Linked DNA regions of Homo sapiens: region 2 is linked to region 1. Evidence: chromatin contacts called from ENCODE Hi-C or POLR2A ChIA-PET data. All regions are on one chromosome and are shown on one strand. The core of a region is the stretch at or near the end of the contact, and the rest is flanking DNA. Distances in the headings are between cores, read along the strand shown. Region 1 holds the start of TCF4 (transcription factor 4). Region 2 has its middle 9.3 kb from the start of LINC03069.

Evidence for each region. Hi-C counts contacts between places; a loop is a spot of excess contacts on that map. ChIA-PET counts read pairs that join two places held with the same protein, here RNA polymerase II (POLR2A). Pooled maps may share reads with other maps.
Region 2: a loop to region 1 is called in a map of endothelial cell of umbilical vein, with 17 times the contacts of the local background. The contact joins the enhancer-like site here to the promoter of TCF4 in region 1. A Hi-C loop is called at or near these places in 1 of 168 maps with a recorded cell type or tissue (endothelial cell of umbilical vein) and 5 of 50 pooled maps. POLR2A ChIA-PET finds 5 or more read pairs at or near these places in 2 of 52 experiments (BJ and MCF 10A).

The regions. Positions count from the first base shown.
Region 1 is chr18:55,585,603-55,590,628 of GRCh38, forward strand. TCF4 (transcription factor 4) reads right to left here and starts at 2,590. Exons shown (of 20, transcript NM_001083962.2): 1 at 2,436-2,590; 2 at 1,443-1,534. The coding sequence starts at 1,514. It overlaps LOC105372126 (a long non-coding RNA gene), which reads left to right and starts at 4,297. Exons shown (of 3, transcript XR_935479.3): 1 at 4,297-4,373. RefSeq lists an enhancer at 4,175-4,404.
Region 2 is chr18:56,197,723-56,203,371 of GRCh38, forward strand. No RefSeq gene overlaps it. Among named protein-coding and RNA genes, the nearest start is that of LINC03069, 9.3 kb to the left of the region's middle. Within about 2 kb of position 3,034, at least 3 of the 41 ENCODE cell types and tissues checked have a DNase peak (open chromatin) inside an H3K27ac peak, as active enhancers do; they include endothelial cell of umbilical vein, where a contact is called at or near this core.

The DNA of each region.
Region 1 (5,026 bases), core at 1,340-3,839:
TTGGAACAAACACAGTCCCCATAATGTTATCAAGATTCAGGTTGGAGGCCAGCAGCCTCTCTAGAAAAACACTAGTTTCACCAAGGAGAAGAAAAAAGTTGTTTTGTTTTATATTGAAAACCTTGGCCATAAACGTGGCAATGTCCATTTCCATCTCGTATAGGATTTGCCTGTCATATGTGAACCCAAATAAAAATAAAAGTGCCACCTGCACTAAATTCTCATTTCGTCTCTAACAGGAGAGCAATTTGAAGCAAGACTCTCTCTCTCTCTCACTCTCACTCTCTCTTTCACTCCCTCTCTCTCCAGCATTTATTTCGACCCTAATTGGTTTCCCTCTTCTTCGACGTATCTAGTGGATAATGCACACCTTCCCTGAGTCAGAGCCTGCAAAAAGCAAAGGAACGAATGGAGAAAGTGCAACAAGCAGAAAGGGGGCTGCAAAGCTGCCTGCCTAGGGCTACGTTTCCTGGCAAAACTTCCGAAAGCCATTTCTCCAAAAGAAGGTCTAGAAGAGGAGGAGGAGGAGGAGAAGGAGGAGGAGGAGGAGGAGCAGCAGCAGCAGCAGCAGCAGCAGCAGCAGCAGCAGCAGCAGCAGCAGCAGCAGCAGCAGCAGCAGCAGCAGCATGAAAGAGCCCCACTTGGAAGGCGGTTTGGATTTTATTTGTGTGTTTTGTGGATTCTTTTTATTTTGCTTTACAAATGCATCTTACACCAAACTCATCTGGCATTAAAAATGAATTCATTCTCCTGACATGTCTGGGACTTGGTTTAGGAAAAGGAAGCAAAGGGATGGAGAAGGACCAAGTACAGCCGTAAAACTCCACAAGTGTGTCAAGTTCCGCTTTGTGCTGATCCTACGACTACGAAATTTACCAAAACAGTCCAAAAGGTTCTAAAGAATGTATGCTCAGCATATCCATACTAGTTTTAAGAATCCTAGGAAAAGATGTAACTAGGAGGTAAGATGTAAGGAACAGGTCCTACCAATCCAAAGCATCATTAGCTTAAAACTTTAAAGAGACAACTGGGTCTCCTATTTTCTATTTTCCATTTCCAAAAACAATAAATAAAACGAAGAGTAGTGTGCAAAGTATTAGTAGTCTCAGTGTTCAGACATGGCCAAGTTTTAGGGGTGGTTTAGTTTTAGGGGTGTCTATTTTTGCTTTCCACTGGGGTGAGATTCCATTATTTGGGGTAATCAGTGGGTAGGGAATTGAAGGCCAGTAATAAAACTCAAAAAAAAAAAAAAGCCTGAATCTTCCATCACACCACAAAATTATAGTTAAAAACTTGTCAAAAAGACCTTCATATTTACCAAGGATTCAGCCAATTAAAAATTATTACTGTCCTTTAGATTCCTACTGGTTTCTAGCTGAAGTGTTTGGGTTTTTGTTTTGTTTTTTTCACAGCTGTTGTTAGTTTCCACCGTTCTTTCTTACCGCACTGAAATCCAGTAAATCACTCAGCTCTTTGTCCGTCCCTAAGGCAGCCATTCGCTGTTGGTGATGCATTTTAGCAAAATCACACAAACCTAGAAACATGGAAATAACCGCAATCAGAAAATCCAGTCCCAATCCTTGGAGAAAACACAATCGGATTTTTGGAGACTGGGGGGTTGGGGGTGGGGACGTGGGGGCGGGTGGGATTAAGGTGGAAAGGAGGAAGGGATGGGAGACTTGTTGTTGGGTTGGGTTTGGTTTTGTTTTTTTAAGATGGAATAGGCAGCAATAGCAAAAAAAAAAAAAAAAAAAAAAAAAAAAAAAAAAAAAGCGATATTGTATTTCCAAAGAGACGATCAAACTGGTAACATCCACTATAAAACCAAATCAGGGAAAGAAAAAAAAAAAGCCGCTCTTCAGCGCATCATTTTATGCAACAGGAGGTAGAGCGAGAAATGAATGGATCACAGAGAAAAGAGAAACTACTGAGAACGATCCGATCTCAACTTTCCCCCCACCCTGCACCCCACCCCCCTCGCACACTCACACTCGCACACGCACACACACTCGCACACACCACTCCCCTCCGCTTTTCAAAGTAGCTATCAAGAAATTAAAGATGAGCGTCTCTGGAGTGAAAACACGTCCAAAGGGGGAGGGGTGGGGTGACAGGGTTGGGGGGAGCGGAGTGGAGGGTCGGGTCCTCTAATTGTCCAGCACCCTAATTTGTGAAAGAAAGGGGTTATAAAAATTAAAGTCAGGCCCCTGGCAAAGTCCTCGGTCCCTCCGAGGGGGCATCAAGGGGAGGGGCGGGGGGGCTGGCGGCGAGGGGGAGGGAAGCGGCGGGAGGGGAAGGGGTGTCTCTTCTGGGAGCGCCGGGCGCCGGGAGCCCGCGGCGCGGGAGGCGCGGAGCCGCGTGCGGGGCCGCCGAGCCCGAACCCCGCGCCGCCGGGCGCCTCCGCCCCGCCGAGCCCCGCAGGCGCCGGTACCTACCGCCCGCGCGCGAGAAGGGGCTCTCCGTGCACCGCCGGCGCCGAGGCGGCGTTCATGTCTAACCGCCGCCGCCACCGCCGCCGCCTGCTCCTGCGCCCGCTCCCGCGCCTGCTGCCTCCCCGCCGCCGCCGCCGCCGCCGCCACTACAGATCCGCAGACACACAGCCAAGATCCCTGACTCTTAACACCAACTCTCTTCTCCGGGGAGGGGAGGGGACGGAGGGAAGGGGGGAGGGGGAAACACGCCGAGGCGCACGGAATTGCAAGTTCAGCAAAGAAATGGGTGGGGGGGCTCCGGCGGGGAGACGCGACTTGCTCCGGGTCGGGCAGGCTAGGATGCATCCCCCTCGCACCCACCCCGAGGGGAAAAAAAAAAAATCTCAACACCTCCCCCGCCTCGCCAAAAAATACAAACGAAAATTCATCGAGCACCTCATTTTTCCTCAGATCGTCAGTTACAATCTGAAGCCTGAACAGTTCAGTTTTTGCCCGTTGCATCCCTCGGAGGCACTTTGAAATTTATTCGAGTTTACATCCCCTCACTTCTTTCTTTCTCTTACTCTCGTTCCCTCTCACTCACACATCCACACACGGCAAAGCAAGTTTATACTAGGCTGCAAATACACGTGATGCAAAAAGACTTTGCCAAGAGGAACAATATTTTTCTTTTTCGTCTATAAATCAAGCCACATTTTCCTGGGGAGATTTTCGTTTCGGTAGTTTTGCGTTGGGGGCGAAATCTGAATTGCATACTTTCTTTCCCCTCCCTTTTAAGTCACAGAATAGTATAACTGCAAACTTCGAAAAAAAAAAAGGGCAATTTTTGGGGGTGGATGTTGTTTTGTTTTTGCACTTGAGTTCCTAGGCACGCTAAGTCCCTGTTCGCCAGCACTGTAAGTTTTTAATTCAACATTTACCATTATAGGCCCTGCATGCTCTTAAAACATACTTTTTCACATCACTTTTTAGGATAAAATTTAAGCTTCATAATTCTATCGTTTCGTAATAACAAGCGTGCTTTATCCGGTATATGCAACATAAGCTATTTTAACGTGTGTTTGAAAAAAAAAACACACATTCTACAAATCCTGGTATTGCTAGATGTGCGAGTACATACACAAAATGCATGCACACACTTTTTCCCATTGGCAATTATTTAATAGGTTGTCCCTTTTGTTTTAATAAAACATCGGGATCGACATTTTAAAAATTAAATTCAATTACAAACAGTTTACTCTGACGGCAAATTGAAACGTTACCTTAAATGGCCACAAATATTCTCACAATATTCCAAGGAAAGAGACTTTAAAAAGAGAGACAAAAATCTTCTGCAAGTACTTAGTATCTCACATGTGTATCCCCAAAAAGTATTTTAACTGGTACTCAGTCCTGCTCCAGGGATATCCACAGATTACAAGATTATGCACCTGGCTCTGGTTTTTGCATTTTCCACCATAAAACTGCAACAAAATTCCCTCCCCCAAAAAAGAAATCATTAAAAAAAAATCCAACAACTTTTTCTTATTGTTTATAAAAAAAAAAATGAACACAGGATAGTTATAATTTTTCCTCAAACAATTCTTGTTGGTGATTTTTTTTCTTCTCTCATAAAGTCTTAAACTTGTTCCAAGTTTAGAGGTGTCTCATCATCATCATCCTCCTCCTCATCATCATCACCATGGACTCCCCCGTGGAGTCACATTGATAATAATAGGTTTCCCTGAAAGATACATTGTAATCCATTCACATCCGGGAACTGCGGGCTTATAAAGAGAAGGAGCTGCGGCCGCGGCTGCTCCTCCAGACAATGACTGGGAAGGGGCGGGGCGGGAGCAGGCGACCATAGAGTGGTAAACAGAGCGCCTAGAGAGGCGGCCAAGATGGCGGTGCTGGTCGACCACGCCTCCTCCGGGAGCGGAGGCGGGTGGCTGTTCTCGGGTAGGCGTCGCGCGTGGGGCGGCACTGTGGGAGTTCCCGAGGCCGAGGTCGTTCGCAGGCCCCATTTCCCTGCGCTCTTATTCGTGTTGCCGCTTCTTGGCCGTCCTTGCTCTTTGACACAAAAGTGTAGTTTCGGCACAAATTTACAAATTAAACTCCACAGACTTCCGCAGGGAAGTGAGATACCCCCAGGTCTCCCTGAGGAAGGCTCGGGAAAGACTGGGCCGGCCTCACTCACAGTAAGCCTGACCCTGGGTTCTCCCACTGTGTGGAGCCAGATTTCTCAGCGAGCCTTGGGCGGCATGGGAAAAGGCCTCTGGGCCAAGTTGGTCCTAGGCTGGAAGAGGGATGTGGGTCCTCTCCTCCAACTCCCCCACCCTATCTTCTTATAGAGCGCTGGAAGTGTGTGAACTTTCCAAGTCCAAAAAGTCTTCACTTGGCGAAGACCTTCATCTATTGCTTTGTAGACTCAAATGTAGTTTGTGCCATAAGCCACGACTGACTCAACCCATTTCTGGCCAAGCAGTTACCTTCTGTAGCCTGTTTTCTGGTCTGTGTAAAGCAAATAACGCCCACTTTACGAATTTTATAGTGGATACAGATAAAGATGAAGCCACCACGAAAGAAATAATTCCTTTTCATCTCTTAATTCC
Region 2 (5,649 bases), core at 1,784-4,283, 610 kb after region 1:
AACTCAAAAAATATGGGCCTGTCACAAACCAAGAAAGAAGAAATGAATTATTCAACAATGGTGTTGGAAAAAATGGCTATTTGAAAAACATAAAATCCTCAAGTTAGATTGTCACCTCAGACCATATAACAAAATAACTTTCATCTGAAATTAAAAAGTGAAGTGTAAACAGTAGAATTATAAAAACTTGAAAGAGCATATGTGGACAGGGATGGGTGGAAGGTGGCAAGAGGGGCACAAAGCAATTTCTTCTTTTACTTTATGCATCTCTTTTGTCTTTTAAAAACAACAAGCAATAATGTCATGCATGCTTTTCAAAATGAGGATAAAATATAATATTTTCTTGACCAATATTTTATTGATCTCAGGGTGATGAAGGACTTTCAAAAGCAATGGAAGAAACACCAAAAGAAGATAAATACATCTGGACAACTTCTGCAAATCAATAAAGACATCATAATTTAAGAGATGGATAAAAAATTGGGGGAACATTTGAGACACATATTACAAATGTTAATATCTTTAACATATGAAGAACAATTCCAGCTTAATAAGAAAAACATGTACCATGAATTGGAAAAAAAGATAAAATAGATGTTGTGTGGAAAATAATTTTTTAAACCTGATAAAGTAATAAGTAAGCATATGACAGTTGTACCAGGATATTCATCAGAGTTTTGTTTGTAATATTTTAAAAATGAGGACCAATCTTAACATGTAATAAAAGAATACTAAGTGGGCTATTATTTGAATACTATAATAATGTAGGGATATTATAGAAAATGTATCAAAAGGGATATTGTAGAAAATGTATCAAAAATAGTAGTAGTGCTTATCACTTGATAGTAAGATTATTGTCATTTTAATTGTTTTCTTATACTGTCCTTATTGTTTTTCTAAAAGGAGTGTGTGGTATTATTTTATAATGAGAAAAAAAGAAACATTTATTTTAAAGCACAGGTCTTCTTTCCTTTTTTTAAAAAAGTTCATATATTAGGTGTAACGTCTTTACCTAGATGAAATGCTGTGGAAACTTTGAATGAAAGACTGAACATTATTTCTGTGCATCTAACTTTCATGGATTGCCAGTTTAACATACAGCATAAAAGACAGTGAATTAATTTAACTTTAACCTGACCCATTTAATATTAATATCTATGCCCACACTCTCCCTTGTTTCATTGTCATCTTCTTTCCTACCGGTTGGCTTATTTTTCACTAACGTGCTAGCTAACATAGGACACCTTGAGAGTGTAAATTGCACTTTCAAAATAGATCTTGTCTCTGTTCATGTCCCTTGGAAATTTTTAAGTGGAGTAAGTGAAACAAATAGCTGAAAGGTAGGCCCTTAGGGATGTTTGCTGACTTCTTCCTTTCAGAGATGTAGAGTGGGCCCACATTGTGAATTTTTTCTCATCATTTGGACAAGTCCTTCACCATTAATTGTGTTCTTTCTGCTCCAGGTGCAAAGCATCTAGATTATTCCCAAATAAACACAAGTCATCTTCATGCCTTTAGACACTTAATATCTTTCTTTAAGATGTTCACTTCTTGTCTTCCTGGTCCCTCTTTTCCATTGTTGGCTTCCAGTTTTTGTTTGTTTGTTATGTTTTTTTTTTTTAAGTAGAGCAGAAATGTGGCTGTGAAGTATAAATAAAAAGGGAGATGAAAAGTACAAAATTAAGAAAAGACAATTCTCAGTCCTATACTTCATGATTGGTTTTGTAAGCAAAGCAGTTAGCCATCTAATCAGGGTGGGACCTATTCTGAATAAACATTCTCTCTCTTTGCAGGGCCTAAAATTTGATCACTACTGAATGATCCTTTGCAATCATCATTGCCCTTTCCTGATAGCCTCCTCAAAAATTTAAATGCTCCTGAAAAGGACTAAAATTACTAGCACTTTGACATGAATAACTTTTAATAAATTCTCTTCCTACTCACACAAGAGATGGATGTTCTTCAAGATTTCATTCGTGATCAGCAAAACTGTGTGGGCCTGGAAGCTGGGAGTTCTAAAATTAGAGGATGAGGAAACAAAGGAGAAACTTTATAATATTGTACTGGGCGAGCCCCACGCTCATTCTGACCATGTGCCCAGTAAACTCACGCCCACCTATGTCCCACCATCAGGGTGAAAAGAGAAGAGCCAATTCATGATGACAGCTGCAAGGGGGTCAGTGGTAACTCTCAATGCCCACTGCTTCTTTACCATTAATTCCAGGGATATCCCATGGAAGCTGGGAATCTATAGAGCAGCCAGACATTTGCCTCAGGTTCAACTTCCTTATCAGAACAGGAAAATAATCACAATGAGACGCCTAGTGAAAAAGTCACACCGTGACTGCCCTGGCCCTGCCTCAGCTTAAACAATAAAATATGAATTGCAGAACATGACCCAATAACAGGAAACAGGACCAGCGCAGAGGGTGCTTTGGTAAACAGCAGCAGTTTCTCCCACCAAGATCTTGATTAATGCCCTTCCCAAATCTAGAGAAAGGAATAAAGTTTCCATGTCAGAAGGGCTGACCACACACTCATGTAATGTCTATCTCTGACATCTCTTTCCAAGCCGTGCACTTGTGCCAGAATCATATACCCTGTCCTAGGACAGGTAATGAAATGTAATGACAGTCTTTCCTGGCTCCACTTCCAGCTGCTTCACAATGGCTGCTAATAAAGACATATGGCTATATGTTGTCCATCTGTGTTCCAAAAGCAAACATGCAATTGTGTTTTCCTCTTAGGTCTGCTCTCAGCCTAGAGGAATGTAGCCTGAGAAAGATGAGTCAATCTTGAGCTGACCTCTCACTGCTTCCTAGGCTACACTTCAATACTTCCGACAATGCTTCCAGATCTCTTGCTTCCACATAACATATTTATTTGTTTATTTATTTTTTTGAGACAGGGTTTTGCTCTGTTGTCCAGGCTGGAATGTAGTGGTGCCATCATAGCTCACTGCAGCCTGTTTATTTTCAAAGAACAACAGAACTGTAGTAGTCCTGTGAGCAATTCAACAGAATTAATCCTTGTTCACAGGAAGCACTTGGATTCCAGTGTGTATGATTTTACTCTGTGCTGTTTATTTTTCATTTAATCCAAGAGACCCCAGAGGGTTAGTCAAAGAACTGAAAGCAGGGTTTGAAAAGAACTTGAAGAAGTTTTGCTATGGAAGCTCATGCAAAAATTAGAGATTAGAGCACAATGTTATTATTTTGAGCATTTATGAGGGCTGGTGGTTGAACATATTCATTCTCTCAGGCTTTCATGGCCTAACAATTTGGCATTAATGTTTTTGGGAACTTTTAAACTAAGTAACAGTACTGATACCTAATACTACCAAAGCAAATAGCATAGATAGATGGGCTTTCTGTTCCTTCTTTTCAGAGGCAGTTGAGTCAAGTCAATTTCTACCAAGAATTTTGGACAGAGAAATGTAGAAGATACAGTTGACTCTCAGTAGGTGCCCCCTCTCCCCTACCATGGAGGCAGCTACATGAATAATATTTAAGGCGAAATAATCCAGTCACTTGTGACACCAGAAGGGGATCCTCAGTGCTTGGTGGGCTGTGACAAGGCCACTGTGCAGACAATGATGGAATATAGGACTAACTAAAGCTGAAGAGAGGGTGACTGCAATACACAAGTAGCAGCGATAGGCAAAGGATGCTGGTTGGAGCACACACAGTACAGACATAAAAACCATGTCTCCATATACAAATAGCATTGGTAGGTGTCCCATATATAGAAACAGGTGTTGCCAAAAAGCTGAAGAGGTAACTCTTTCAGCTTTTTCAAAGTGGAAAAAATATCTAGAGCTCTCCAGAGCCACCAAAGTCATAGACTTTGCTTTAGAAAAGCAATGCAAACACTCCCTCCCCAGGTAAAGGTGGTATGCTGTTCTCAATTTCCCTTGTAGTTATAAATTCACAAAAATGTCACAGTTGAAAGAGACCATAGATACCTCCAGGCCAGCTTCATGGAGGCATAAAACCAAGGTCCCAATGTCTGAAGCTTTCTCAAGGACGTTTGAGTGAGTCTCATTTGTTTTGATTACAAACCCTTAGAATCCTACATTTGGCTTACTAAGGGCCAGCCTCCTTTATTTAGGGAAAGTTTTATAATCTTTAAATATTTTCCTATTTTTGGCAGGGCTTTTTGTGTATTTATAATACCTATACACACTTGCAAGTGGATTGGTGTACACATACACATACACACACATAATCTGTAACATCAATACACACACAATCTGTAACATCAATACACTTGCATGTGCGTATAAGTATTATGAACACTGAATATATGTATAAGTATACATATACACATCTGTACACGTATAAGTTTATCAGCCTGTATCCTCTCAGAGAGAGTACATAAGAAGAGTTCATAAACTTCTTTAGTCGTATGTCACCTTTCCTGCTCATTTCATTCCTGTTTCTTCAAACCTACCTCTCTCTATAGCTACTGGAAAGGAAGAATAAAGTTCCTTATGATGAGACTGCAGTGCAATTTGAATTGAGTTTTCATTGCTAAATTACATCAGGCAAGGCAGAGGCATTGTCAGTGCCCATGGTACTGTCATTTAATCCCTCTGTGCCTCAGTTTCCTTGTCTTTAAACAGAGGATAATAATAGTACATAAACCATCTGATAAGTTTGTGAGGATCAGATGAGATAATACATGAAAAACACTTCGGATAGTGTCTGACACATACTCAACACTTAAAATATTGTACTATTATTAGCGTACAATGCCATAATTATACAAGTGATGAATTACCAATGAATCAGGTCAGAATTCAAAACAAATCAATAAATATGCATTACCTACTATGTGGAATCACTGTTGTAGAAAATACATGTTTATTAGTGGACCCTCAGTTCATAATCTGTTAAACATTTACTGGTTATCTGAGTGGACCACAAAAAAAATCAGGATTAGCTGATTATTCTGCTTTCAGTAGGCTGGAACTGGGATAATTTCAGCAGGAAAAATGCACTCATTCCAACTGGGACCTGTCCAGAACATGTGGCTAAACAAACCTATTAATAAATTGTGACTTCAGTAATTAAAGGTACACACACAGACATCATGCATACTAAAATGACATTTTGTTAATAGACTGTCCTGGCAGGTTGGGGTGTTCTTTTAAGCTTTTTAGCAGCAACAAGCTGCTTCCTAGTCAGGAATCTTAAAATAACTATGTCATTACATAAACATTCGACATCCACCTTATGCCAACCCATGTTCTATTTCTTTTGGAAGAGAATGAAATAAGATGAATCGACGTGACCCAGGAGTCTGTGTTACAGAATGCTAATGTTCTTTGAGATGGTGGACATTCTAAAAGTTGTGAAAAAGGACCAGTGTTACAGGTATGGCTGACCTCTGCAAGATTATTTTATTGCAAAGGTTCTTTGGTTTTATAAGCTGACATGCCAGAGTCAACATAAATAAGGTGCTAGGGGAATATTGCTACAGAGGTAAGAGCATTAACTTATGTATCTACTTCAGCATAGCCAACTGGGCCCTGGGGAGGGGACCCAGGGACTCCGCTCAACTAAATAAATAGCAAATATGGCCTAACAACTCAAAGAGCACCAGATTTATTGTCCTCAGAATTAAATTGTATTAGGAATAAACCAG